2 separate regions of the Homo sapiens genome follow, and region 1 is linked to region 2. Evidence: chromatin contacts called from ENCODE Hi-C or POLR2A ChIA-PET data. All regions are on one chromosome and are shown on one strand. The core of a region is the stretch at or near the end of the contact, and the rest is flanking DNA. Distances in the headings are between cores, read along the strand shown. Region 1 overlaps NEK7 (NIMA related kinase 7). Region 2 has its middle 55 kb from the start of NEK7.

The links. Hi-C counts contacts between places; a loop is a spot of excess contacts on that map. ChIA-PET counts read pairs that join two places held with the same protein, here RNA polymerase II (POLR2A). Pooled maps may share reads with other maps.
Region 1: a pooled map shows a loop between it and region 2 (2.0-fold over the local background). The contact joins two enhancer-like sites. A Hi-C loop is called at or near these places in 3 of 168 maps with a recorded cell type or tissue (CD8-positive, alpha-beta T cell, aorta and mesothelial cell of epicardium) and 1 of 50 pooled maps. POLR2A ChIA-PET finds 5 or more read pairs at or near these places in 3 of 52 experiments (BJ, IMR-90 and activated T-cell).

What each region holds. Positions count from the first base shown.
Region 1 is chr1:198,256,256-198,262,653 of GRCh38, reverse strand. It overlaps NEK7 (NIMA related kinase 7), which reads right to left. Exons shown (of 10, transcript NM_133494.3): 4 at 17-79. Among named protein-coding and RNA genes, the nearest start is that of NEK7, 100 kb to the right of the region's middle. Within about 2 kb of position 3,998, at least 2 of the 41 ENCODE cell types and tissues checked have a DNase peak (open chromatin) inside an H3K27ac peak, as active enhancers do.
Region 2 is chr1:198,098,661-198,105,187 of GRCh38, reverse strand. No RefSeq gene overlaps it. Among named protein-coding and RNA genes, the nearest start is that of NEK7, 55 kb to the left of the region's middle. Within about 2 kb of position 2,532, at least 2 of the 41 ENCODE cell types and tissues checked have a DNase peak (open chromatin) inside an H3K27ac peak, as active enhancers do.

The sequences.
Region 1 (6,398 bases), core at 2,749-5,248, 160 kb before region 2:
ACAGTTCATTAATTACCTTAAGAAGATCTATTTCTTTGATGCAATCAGCACGTGCTTTGGCATCCATTAAATCAAATATCTAAAAACAGAACCCAGAATTACTTAATAAAATAATAACCTATGGTTCAAGCTATTGTGTAAATTCATTTTAATACTCTACATGTAATTATTTGTACACTAAGGAATTTTCTTTCTGATTAGCTTTTCTTTATTAAGGAGTTCTGTAGGTATCTTATGTTACCAACATTGCTTACATTTTCAGCAGTCAGTATTTAAAAAATGGATAAAGAGAACAGGTAGATACCCCTTAACACTCAGGTCTTAAGTTCCAATGAACAAAATTAAAGTTGTGATTATTAAGATGATAAAGTAATAGCTAATATATGTTGAGCAATTAATATATGCTAAATGTACTGCACAACCTTATGAGGATGATAATAGTAGTATTCCCATTTTACAGATGAAGAAGAGAAGCTTTAGAAAGCTAAGGAGAATGACAAAAGGTCACACAGCTAATCAACAGAGCAAGCAGAATTCATTCTCAGAGTTATCCATCTAGAACCCAAGCACTGAACCATTAATCTGTTCCATCAAATCATGTCTAAAAGGTCTGATGCATGCATTCTTGACAAGGGTGATATCATTCCAAGGGGGTGAAAATTGGTTCTTTGTGGAGAAGGGTAACAAAATTTTACTCTATTAAGTATAAAGTATAGATACACATACAGTACTACACATAAACAGATATACTGTATTTGTGGAATTAAAATTTCATGGGTAGAGGTAATTAGGAAGAAATGTCTAAACAGGCAGCTTGGGGGGAGGATAATGAAGAAAAGGTTGAAAAATATTAACCTACTGTTAAAAACATAAAAATAAAAAATACAATCAAAAAGATATTTCATGTGTCTCTGAAAACACAAATCTCTCAAGGTTCTAAGTGTGTGGAAAATAACATTTAAAAAAGCAATATCTTAGAGACTGCAAAAAAAATCTAAGTCAGTACTGCAAGCTGATTAAAACCCTAGTTACATAACAAATAAAAAAATTAATGACATTTTTAGTAATCAGCTTGATCAAGTCTTCCTGATTCAGCCAGCTAACATTCCAGGAAAAGAAGGTACAATGTCAAAGGAGTGGCAGAATCCAAGTCTTTTTAATTAAAGAAGTAGTTATTAGACACTACCAGAGAGGGCTGGCCTCTTTACACATGATGCTTTAAACTTCATTGCAATCTTATAAGACAGGTAGTATTGGCCACAATAACAAGATGAGGATTGAGGCTCAAAAAGATTAAATAATATGCTTATGATCATAAAACTAGTAAAGGACAGAATCAGGACTTGAAGCCAGGTTGTTCTAGCTCCATAGTCAGTGTTTTCTCAATGAGCCAGGCTGTCACAAAGTCTAATGCATACACAACTAGCTAATAAGTATTAAAATATATGTGTGTACAAAGTGTAGTATTAGAAACCTAAGGAAGAAATTCCTTCCATGTAGGGTGGCGGGTACCATTAGAGGTGAACCTTGAAAGAATTATAGGATTCTGCCAGTCAGAAACAAAAGATATCTACTGCATAAAAGTAAATATGGAATAAGGGTGTAAAATTACAGCTTATAAGAGGCAACTTTTTCTAGATATCATTCTTAATATCCAAAGATACACAAAGTTCTAATTTGTCTTAATTTAAAAAACCATATGAAGATATTAGATAAGATTATAAAGCAAAAATAAAATCCATAAACTCACTGCCTTAAAGAATTTTAGCTTTGGCTCAGTCCCTTCTATTTCTTGTACAAACGCATGTGCTTTTTGCATAGTGAAAATAGCAGTATATAAAATGATATATATGCTTTTTCACTAACATTATTTTGGTTCTACTACTTCTAATGAAAACTTCAAGTATCAAATTTACGTTCTGCAACTTTTAATGTAAAATATTGAGCACTGCAGTTTAAGATTTGAAAAAATATAAAGCCTTACCTTACTTGATGGTTTACAAAAAGAGACAGACTAGATTACATCAAAGTTTCTCCCACTTAATCAAATAACAGAAGAAGAAATATGTATGCCGGTACATATATTAAAGAGAGTTAACTTCTCTTTTTTCCATTAGCAGTAATTCTAACCATGTCAGCCACAGTAAACTCATGTTAACTACCATGATTTCAGAATGGAACAGAATGCAACACGATGAAACAACAGCAAGGAAAGGAAAAGGGGTTAAAAAAAAAAAAGGAAAGGACTATGAGTGGCAAATCACTATCACAAAGTTCACATAAACTATCTAGTAAGATATGTTTTAGCTAACATTAAGCTGTTGTATACATTAAGCTTTGACAAAATGAGCTAGATATAAATGGACACCAATAGCAGGGGTTAAAAAAATTACCAGTATTAAAGAACAAACCATATGACACTATTTATGGAAGGAAGGAAAAACCTTGCAGAAATTTTCTCCAAGAGCATCATAGTTTTAACTCTACACACAAATTATTAATATGAATAACCTGATCCTGAGTACAGACAAGCTTAAACTGTTAATGCCCACCCTTTCTACATATAAAAATCCATGCTGAATGCCATCTTACTATCAGATTTTATTACAGATACAAATAAGAAAACCATCTTGCAGTCCTTTAAGATGCACAGTGTCAGATGCAGAATGCAGACTGCAACACAGAAAATTAACACGCAACTTGTAAGTGCTACTTGTTCAAAGTGATGTAAGAACCTTAATGGGGGTGAGCATGGCTGGCTGGAAGGGCTCTCAATAACTGATTTATATAAGCAGGAATGCGTAATGCCCTTCAGGAAAATATATATGTGTGTGTGTGTGTGAGTGTGTGTGTAAAATCGAAAGTTCTTGAACTGAAGGAATAAGCTTTACATTTAGCAATTTCACATAGAAATGCCATTCATTCCCCCAAAGGGATTATTATATCAACATGTTAAACAATAAAACAAACACTAATGGAAACAGAAAAATTTGAACTTGATATTAGTTATAGGTATGAAACACACACACACAGACTACTTGCACTTTAAATCAAAATGGCATGAGAAATAACTGATTCTTGACACATCATAAATGCTGATGCCATTCTCAGGAAATGCTATTTACAAGGAATTTGAGATAAATCAAAGATATACTGGAAAGCACAAAATTGTAAGTATATCAGATCTTGATGTAATTCCTGGTATTTTTGTTTGTTTGTTTTAGGAGGCAGAGAAAGAATAATGCCCATATAGTACCAGTAATTAAAATGAAGAAAATCACAAACTTGGAGACATATATGTATTTAATCTCTCAGTAATCAATGTCTCTATGATGTGGAACAACATTTTTAAAAACAAAAGAGGGTGAGTGAGATAAGAATGAATAATAGATGTATAAGAGTTTTAGGAAACCATAACAAGATACAACATATCAAGATAGAAACATGCTACATAGAAAATCTTTAATTCAAGTTATAAAAATTAATTTAGAATTACAAATTGACTTTTATTTTTAACTGAATTTTCAATAATATCAAAAGTCACTCCTCAAACACAGGGAGAAATAAGCATTGATGGCACATCTAAAGCAAAACTAAATTCTGAGCAAAATACATTTACAAATACATTTAACTGGAAATTCAGAAGTATCTTATCTTTCTTTTTCTCTCAGCCAACAAGTCAAGACAAAAATAAATAATAATGAATATTTAGATTACATCATTCCCAAACACAGATTCAAAGCTGTCCGATGATTTCATGAGCAAGAAAAAGCAGTATGTCTTGGGTGAAAATATGGACTTTGTAAGAATATCTTGCATATAATATGTACAAACAAGTCTTTAGGAGGCATCATTTTCATTCAGCTCCACCAAAGTTTCTTCAGGTTTTTAAACTCATTTTATACTTGGTAAGAGCAAGGGATGAGCTGTGGTTAGGCAAGTAATGACTGATAAATTCTTGGTATTCTCTGAATCATTTTAAAGGTTTTCTTTTGTCATCTTAAAATTTTGCCAAAATTACTCATAGCTAATGAAACTGAAAAGGTTAACACTAGATTTCTTTAAAAGGAAATGAAATCCTTCTAGTAACTTAACAGAAATATCCCCTTAAAAAGGCATATGTCAAATTGTTAGAAGAAAGACCATTTAAAATGCAGAAAACAAAGTACTTAAAAATATATACTAAGCAAGTTTTTGTTGTTGTTGTTTTTCTTTTTTGAGAGAGTCTTGCTTTGTCTCCAGGCTGGAGTGCAGTGGCGTGATCTTGGCTCACTGTAACCTCCACCTCCCGGGTTCAAGCGATTCTCCTGCCTCAGCCTCCCAGGTAGCTGGGACTACAGGCGTGTGCCACCACACCCAGCTAATTTTTGTATTTTTAGTAGAGACAGGGTTTCACCATGTTGGCCAGGATGGTCTTGATCTCTTGACTTCGTCATCTGCCCGCCTCAGCCTCCCAAAATGCTGGGATTACAGGCGTTGAGTCACCGTGCCCGGCTCTACAGCTGGAACCTTCCTGTCACTACCCTTCAGATGACTGACTCCTTATCCTCCACCTACGCTTAAATTTCACATCCTCGGAGAGGCCTTTGCTGCACACTCTATCTAAAATGCTCTCCTCCTCTAGTTTGTCTCTAATACCACAGCATGGTCATTTCCTTTTTGGCTATAATTATTTGATTTATTTTTTGCTATAATTATTTGATTTATTGTCTATTTTCCACACAAAAATGTTGGATTTAATTATTGTGTCCCACTATTGTGTCCCTATTGTCAAGTACAGTGTCTGCCATATAGTAGTTTAACCCCAAAATGTTAAACAATCCATAAAACTGGAAATTTTCTGTTTCTTATCTGCTTAGAAATGCTTAAGATTGCAAGTACAAGTAATTAAAATTAAAAAGCTTTAATTTTAAAGATAAAAGCCTATTCCACCTTGACAAGTAAAAACTAACATTAATTTACCAAATTGTTCTGTATCTTTTAAATGTCATTTATGAATTATTCTTACAAATGCTTAGTTTTCATTTATTCAAATAACAATTGGAAATCTGAAAGGAAGTCTATAGAGATTAAATGAAGTTCATAAAAGCTGCAAGATAAATTTATTAATCACAATGAACACTGAAAAAGAGATTGAAGGCAGAGCCACAGAGGTTACGAATATATTAAAATCAGCCTATGTATTATGGAAGTGCTATCATTGTCCACAAATTTCTGATCATATATAATCCTAATTTCTAATTATATGCAAACATGCAGAATCTAAACTTAAGATGATAAAAAGTAACTTATTAATAGAAATTAAAAAGTTATTTGCTTGAAAAATACTTTAAAGCAACTAACAAACATAAGTAAATAAAAGGTAAGCATTCAATATCAAAGAATACTTTGGGGAAGACTTTTTGAGATCACCTGAATCAAAAGGTAAATCTGAACAATATTATCACTTTATGTTTATTTGTATAAATACATAAAGTATTATTTTAGCTTTTCTTCCTAAAAAAAACTCACTGACAATGGCTGCCACACAGTAAAATAGTGTTATCTAGAAATATAGTTAAGAGTAAGCAAAGCGAAATTAAGCATTAATGAACAAAGGATCAAAATACCTCACGTATTATTTAAAAATGAGAGTACAATGGTCAAAGAACTAAGAAACAGTGAGACCCAAAATTCACACTACTGTAACACTATGTCAGACTGATGAAATAAAAACCAACTTCATTCCTATAGCTCTAATCAATGAGCAAAATATAATAAAATAGAGATTGCATATACCAGATCAAAATAAGTTTTTGATAATCTTCCAACATAAAGAACGTAAGTTTTGAGACCCAGCTCACGAACTCTGTGAAGCCTCTTTCCTAAGCTCCTCCTCACACCTGTTCTCTTCAAGGCTGCTCCTATCACATGAGTGCCTATCTCATTATGTTAGAGGTGTCTTTGTTGTACCCCCACTAGAATCCCATGAGTCTCATTATGTTTATCTTAATCTTCCTAAAGCCTTAGACACTGACCAATAAACACTAGGTGGCCAATAAATACTGGAGGAATGAATTCAATGATCAGCAGGAAGGGAAGCACTGAAGAAGGAGGCAAGAGAGAAAGAAAAGCAAAGTTGGTACAGAGAATTTCAAAATTGTTTTATTAGTTAAGGTACCATCTTATTTTTTTGCAAATGAACCATGATGGGATACAGGTAAATTTTCAAAAAGATTGGTTAATGTTGCCATATACTGTAGGCTCTCAGATCCCTTTATGATTTCCAAGAAGTAACATGCATTTAGCGCACACACTCTTCTTTCCCATACAGGTAACAGGCAAACCTGCAGGAAAATGGCCAGAGCTGAACACATCCTTTGTTAATAGCCCTGAATCAGTGAACTAAATGGAGTGGC
Region 2 (6,527 bases), core at 1,283-3,782:
AAAGGGAAAAAAAGAGAATGCCATAAGAAATGACTGTTTGGTGCATTATTATTTTTTATTTATTTTTACTCCCTTTGAGATTTTATAAAGAGAAAAAATATATATACCAAACACTGTTTACTTACATAATAAATATAACCTTCTAAACTATACAGACAAGTCAGTAGTTTCCCAAGTCATCAAGTGGGTCACCTGCTTACAAGGAACTGAATATGCTAAGTAGGACTCCATCCTCATCTGAGGGTAATAACACAAATATCAAACATTTGTGTGGTATTGTACAGTTTACAGGGGTCTTTTCTCAAAATCTGTGTACCCTGAGCTAGAACTAGAGTTTAATACTTTAATTTCTGACCTGGTAACCTCATCGAAGTCCCTTCCTTTTTCTCGTATTTCCCAACTATAAAATGGGAAGTATTTTCACACTACATAAATACATAGTTGAGGACTACTATAAAAATATGTTAGTTCATGTGTTCTGTTTTGAGATTATATAATAAAATAATAATATTAAATGTAATATAGTATTTTGGAACTTCTTCAAGGTTTTCTTTTAATAATTATATCCTTAAATTTTAACATTTTTCTTTTCATTACGCAAAAAGAAATTAATTTTCCTACCCTTAATGAATAATTTCTAAGCAGATTCTAACTGAAAGAGAAAAGAGTTAATCTTTGCTGTGTTCCTTAGTGATTATGTGTGATCTTATGCTTCAGACTTTAACAATCAAATCTATTTTTTGCATACAGTGGTGAAAATATGAAATATCTTAGGTTTTGCCCAATATACTATACAGTGCAGTATGAGCATGAAAAGTGAAAAGAGTGAAAAGAGACTACATTTTGGAAGTCAAACAGAAATGGTTTGAATTTCACCTTTATGATTTATTAGCAAATTAGTTTACCTCTTTGTGTTTTAATTTCTGCATTAGTACAATAGATAAAATAATTACTTCCAATAATTTTTTTGAAGCTTAAATGAGATAAGGTGTTTTGTAAATGGCTGAAAAATTAGTTATTCTATAAATATTAGGTCTTCTCCTCTTACCTTCCCTTTAATTAGGCTTCATTGCATGTCATTATCACAAGTAGGGATGGTTCCATAAGAATTTTACAGAAGGATAAAATGAAGTACAATAATCAAAGTCTCTTGGAACCCCATAGCCAGAAACAAAGAGTAGCTTGTTTTAAAGAATTCTGCCTATTTCTGACTTGAAATCCATTAAGAATGCCTGAGACAACTGGTTTTCTAAGATAGTTTAGCAGGATCAAACTTGTTCTTATAAACCTTGGCACCAGGCTTGGACTTCTGGTTGATAATGGGAAACTAATTATAATTGATCAGGGGGTGTATGCTGTTGGGTTCCTCAATGTTATCACATCTGGCTTAGCCTATCCAGGCTACTCCAGTTTGTGAGAAATGGGAGAACCAGGCCTAGAACCCAGGTCCTCTAACTCCAAGCTCCGTATTGACACTTCTGTGATTGCATTTTTGTTAAGAGTTTTTCACATTTGTTTATGCCATTTATGCCATTCTCAAGAAACCAAGGTTAGTCTTGTCTTCTCTCCCATGAAAAGTTTAATCTCAATTTCTCACAACATGATGACAGCACTTAGAAATTCTCCATATTCACCTGCCAGTATACACAGGACCCTTGTACCTACCTATAAAATGTTTCCATGTGGTGGCCAGATAAAACCAGAAGTAACTGATGTGGCACAAGAATAAAAGCCTCCAGACTATAGCTAGGAGAGAAAAATTGTTTCTAGTTTTGTGTCTGTCTCTATCTCTCTGGTGCTGGCTGGTTATTTAACTACTTAGGATCTCTGCTTTTTTTACATCGTACAGGTTGTTATCATCTAAAAGATAAAATTTACAGCTCACATACCAATGCCATAGACTTTTGGTTGCCAAGTGGCATTGCATTAAAATACTTGAAACAAGAACTCTTAACTAGATGCGGAATGGTCAAACACAAGATTTTAATAGAAAAGCCAACGCGAATTCAGCAAGAGATATTCAAGTAAGGAAGTTATCTTAGATGATCACAAAGGTTTCTTCCAGTCTGGGAGTCTTTGTTCTGGTAAAATGAAGTCAGCACTGATACAGCTGCCTTGATGTGTCCTCACGTAGCAATCCCACCCCAACTCTCCATGTCCAATGCCACAGAGTGTATAATGCAAACCTTCAGGATTCAGTTTGATTCAGACGATATGCATAGACAAAGCCATATCCTCAGCAGCAGAATTTGAAACTTAAGACTGTCTAATGGATTTTATCACTAATGAGTAGAGCCCATGGTTTTGAAGCACTGAATGCAGTTTTTAAATCTTTCCAGTGGAAGTGTTTGCATGCCTGACTTAGCTGAAATGCATAGCAGGCATTTTCTTTGCATCTCTGTTTTACTATCTATTTCCTTGCCACACTTAGTATTTTAAACTGCCCTCCTACTTCCTGGCATTACTGAGCTTGAGTTGATTGAAGGTTATAGCAAAGTTAACAGTTTGGAAATGTGGTTAACAGTGTGGTGTGACTGCCTTCGGTTGAAGTGTTAAAATTGCCTATAAATCAGAAAGAAAAAGAGAAGATGGAGCATTTGCCCAAAGCCCAAAGCAGAATTTCATCAACATGAATAATTCTCAGGGCTTAGGAGGCTGTTAAACCTTTCCTTTCACATATTTTTAAGCTCCTTTGAGATCACTCACTGAATTCACAGATGCTTATAATATCTTGATGAGTCAAGCAATGTTCAATTTTAGAATCAAATTGCAAGTCCCCTCTAGCTCAAAAAATGTTTAATTTTATTATCTTTGCTAACAAGTCTGGCACACGATTTTAAGACCATAATGTGAAACTGCGTCAGACGAATGGTTGAACTAGTGGCTTATGACCTAAGTCTCAAAAATTTGGAAATGTACTAAATCTAATTACCCAAATAATATATTAATAAATTTTCATTTAAACTTTTATTTAAACAAACACTTATTGAGTCACTACTCATGCCTGGGAGACTGCAAATATGTGGTCTCTGTACTCTGCTCAGAGTCAGATGGTGAAGTCTCAAATAGGCTTCAATTATATGCTGTTAGTTTGGTTTAGTTTAAAATTGTCATATCATAAAATCCCTTGTTTCATTTTTTATAGAATAGTGCCACTGTTCTTAAACCCTAGAATCCTAGGTACTACAGCCATATGATGTATTTAGGATTACTTCAATGTGGTGAGTAAGGAAACCCAATGCTTCTCTGTGGTTCTGCTTCTTATCACCTCCTCTGAAGATGAAGAATCAGGAACAACCTCCCCCACAGCCCCACTCAAGTGTAGAAAGAGACCTGTAGCTACCTTTGTAGTGCAGGGGACCACTATGCAGATGGGTCGAACACTTTTGACAAGGAAAAGGAAGGACTGTCACTTGCCTTGCATAGTCCAGAGCCACTTAGATAATTATCTTAGGAAAGATGTCAAGGAGTTTCTCTAAAATAATGTCTTACAACTAGAAAGGATATGGTGTGAAGACTTGTCTTACGGTGATACAGAATCCTTCGTTACATTGACATGAGCTTGAATTGTAGGTAATGTGATTTTCAAATGGATAAGTTTAGGATCCTTTTGGTTTCTTGAAGTTTTGCAGAGACTATTTGAGCAGTAGCTATACCTAGTACCCATTTGGCTGTTTTTTAAAATGATACTTTTTTTTTAGCCCTTTACAGAGCTTTGAAAAAACAAAGTGAGGTGGAAAAGTATGAAAGAAGAATATAATAGAAAGGTAGCAAGTGATCTTGAAATGACAGAATCACATCTTTATTTGAACTACTCTTAGATTCCTTGGTATGGTTTAGAGCTGAATAAGTTGGGAGAATCCAGTACAAATGAAACCTGGGGTGGAAGGGGATCTGAAGCCCAGTCAAATGCTGTGAGGAGCCTAAAAATTTTTTCTTTTAATCAGATTCTGACCCCATTTCAGCAGCCCTGGTTATGTCTCTGAGATTAGCCTTTCATGCCATAGATATAGAGAAAACATGTCAGAATTTTCTAGCATAATTATAACCAAATCTCCAGCCTCTGTTGGTCCCTACAAGGCTGCCGCAGGGTTAGCTAAACACTTCCTGTCATAAAGGGTCACTATTTGTCAACCTTGTAGTCAGAGGAAAATATAAAAACATCACAATCCATTCCTTTCCCTAATATCTCACAAACTAAATACTGGCCCATATAACTTATGTCTAAAATAATCAGAGCAGAAATAGTCAATGAGTCCAATTAGAATCACTCAGCAGATTTAATATACATTTTAATATAGTCTAAGTGTGTCTCCCATTTTATTTTCTTTGTTTTATTGATTTTTCAAATAAATCAGTGGAAGAAAAGTTTTAAGTATTTTTTTCTGAAGTTATAAGATAAATTTGGTAGAATTAATACAAAAATACTGAATTTCTATGGGGAAAAACAGAAATTATAAGTAAGAAGGAGAACACATTGTTACTGCTACATGCCAAATTTATTTGACCCACTAGTAAATATGATATTCATTATGCCTAAATTACCTATATAATTGAGAACATCAAAACTACTTTTTACCTTAAATATTTTTACATGCAAACATTACTAAAACTTAATAACACGGACTAACCCAGTTATCTATTTCTGCTCTCATTTCCAAGCCACTGAGAGTTACTGGTTTAAGTCCCATGATCCAGCTGATTACATATCCATGATGGATAACCTCAAGCCCACAGTGCACTTGCCAAGCCCTCAGTTTGTCTCCAGTGTAATTCACCAGGGCAACCTTCTCAAACTCTTCCTCCTGTTAACCCCCATAGTCTCACTTTTTGAGGATATTATTTTATAAACTACTTCATTGATTTTTTAAAAAAATCAACTTATTTCCCCCAGTTTTTCCCTTTCCTTTGGTCTTGAGGGAAGAAAAGACCCTGTTTTCAAGGCAGAACTTTCACCTGTGTTTTCGAACCAATTTATTGTAATCTCGTCAGGTGCTTGATGGATCACTACTTCTCTCAGCCTTCATCACACTTGTCCTCTCAGCAGCTGTCTTAGTCAGTTTTTGGTTGCTATAACAGAATGCCACAGACTTAGTCATTTAAAAAGAAAATACATTTATTTTTTATAGTTCTAGAGGATGGAAAATCCAATCTCAAGATTCTGGCATCTGGTGAGGGCCTTCTTACTGCATCATCACACAGTGGAGGGCATCACATGGTGAGAGAGCAAGAGCATGTGTCCCCAGGTCTCTCTTCCTCTTCTTGTAAAGCCACCTGTGCCATCATGGGGGCCCTATCTTGATGATGCTATCTAATCCTAATTACCTGCAAAAGGCCCCATTTCCAATACCATCAACATGCAAACTTGGGGATTAAATTTCCAACACATGAAATCTGGGGGACACATTCAAACTCTAACAGCAGCATTTCACACAAGCATCCCTTTGTACTTCAATCACTTTCTTGCTTAGATTTCAGAACATGGTCTCCGGTTTTCTTCTTGTCTTGGCCACTCTTTCTCTTCATCCAGCTTAATTCTTGATATTTATATAGTACATGACCCAGAACTTGGTCCTAGGAATTCTTCTGTTTCTTGTCTCCCTCACTTCCTACATGATCTCATCCAGTCATTTGACTTTCAGGACAACTCACATATTAATGACCGTAGGGTTTCGAATTTTGAAGTAAATGCTTCTTAAGTTTTAAACTTATTATATCCAACTGCTACTTAACATCTCCACTTAGATGTGTAATAGGTATCTGAAACTGGAATTCTTGATTTCTTACTTAAAACCTACTCCTTCCTAAATCTGTCTTATTATTTGGTATCATTCTCTTCCCATTCACCCACTAGCTCTTCCATTTCCTCATACCCCACATACTATGCATGCCCAAAGCTTTTGGCACCAAACTCCAAACTGTATCCAGAATCCAAACTCACTCATTACTTTCATCATTATTACCCAAGTACAAGCCAGCATTAATTCCTACCAGGATAACTGCAACAGCCTTCTAACTGGTTATGTTGTTTTTTATCTTGCTTGCTGGAGTTCATTCTCCATACAAGAGTTCAGGTTCATTTAAAATAATATATATGTACAATAATAAACATTTCAAACTGGTATTTAGAATAAAAGTTACAGCCTCCCTATGTCTCACAAGCTCTACATGACTTTGTACCCATCCTACCTCTCCAAACTCATATCCTACCATTTTCTTATTTGCACACTGAGTTCTAGCAGATCTATTTCCTTTTCCTCTATTACTCTAAACTCATTGCCAGCTTGTCTCTTTTCTACCACATTCACTCTCTTGTAGATCATCAATGGCCAAACTGATGATCTACAAGATCAAAATCAGTTAACATATTCCCAGATCTCAACCTACTGATTTTTCCGTGGTGTTTGAAATCACTGACCAATGTGTCATTACTGAATTCCTACCCTCCCCTGGCTCTCTTGATGCTGAATTCTCTTTGTTTACCCATTAATTCTCCAAATCTTTCTCTTTAGTCTCCTGGGTGAAGT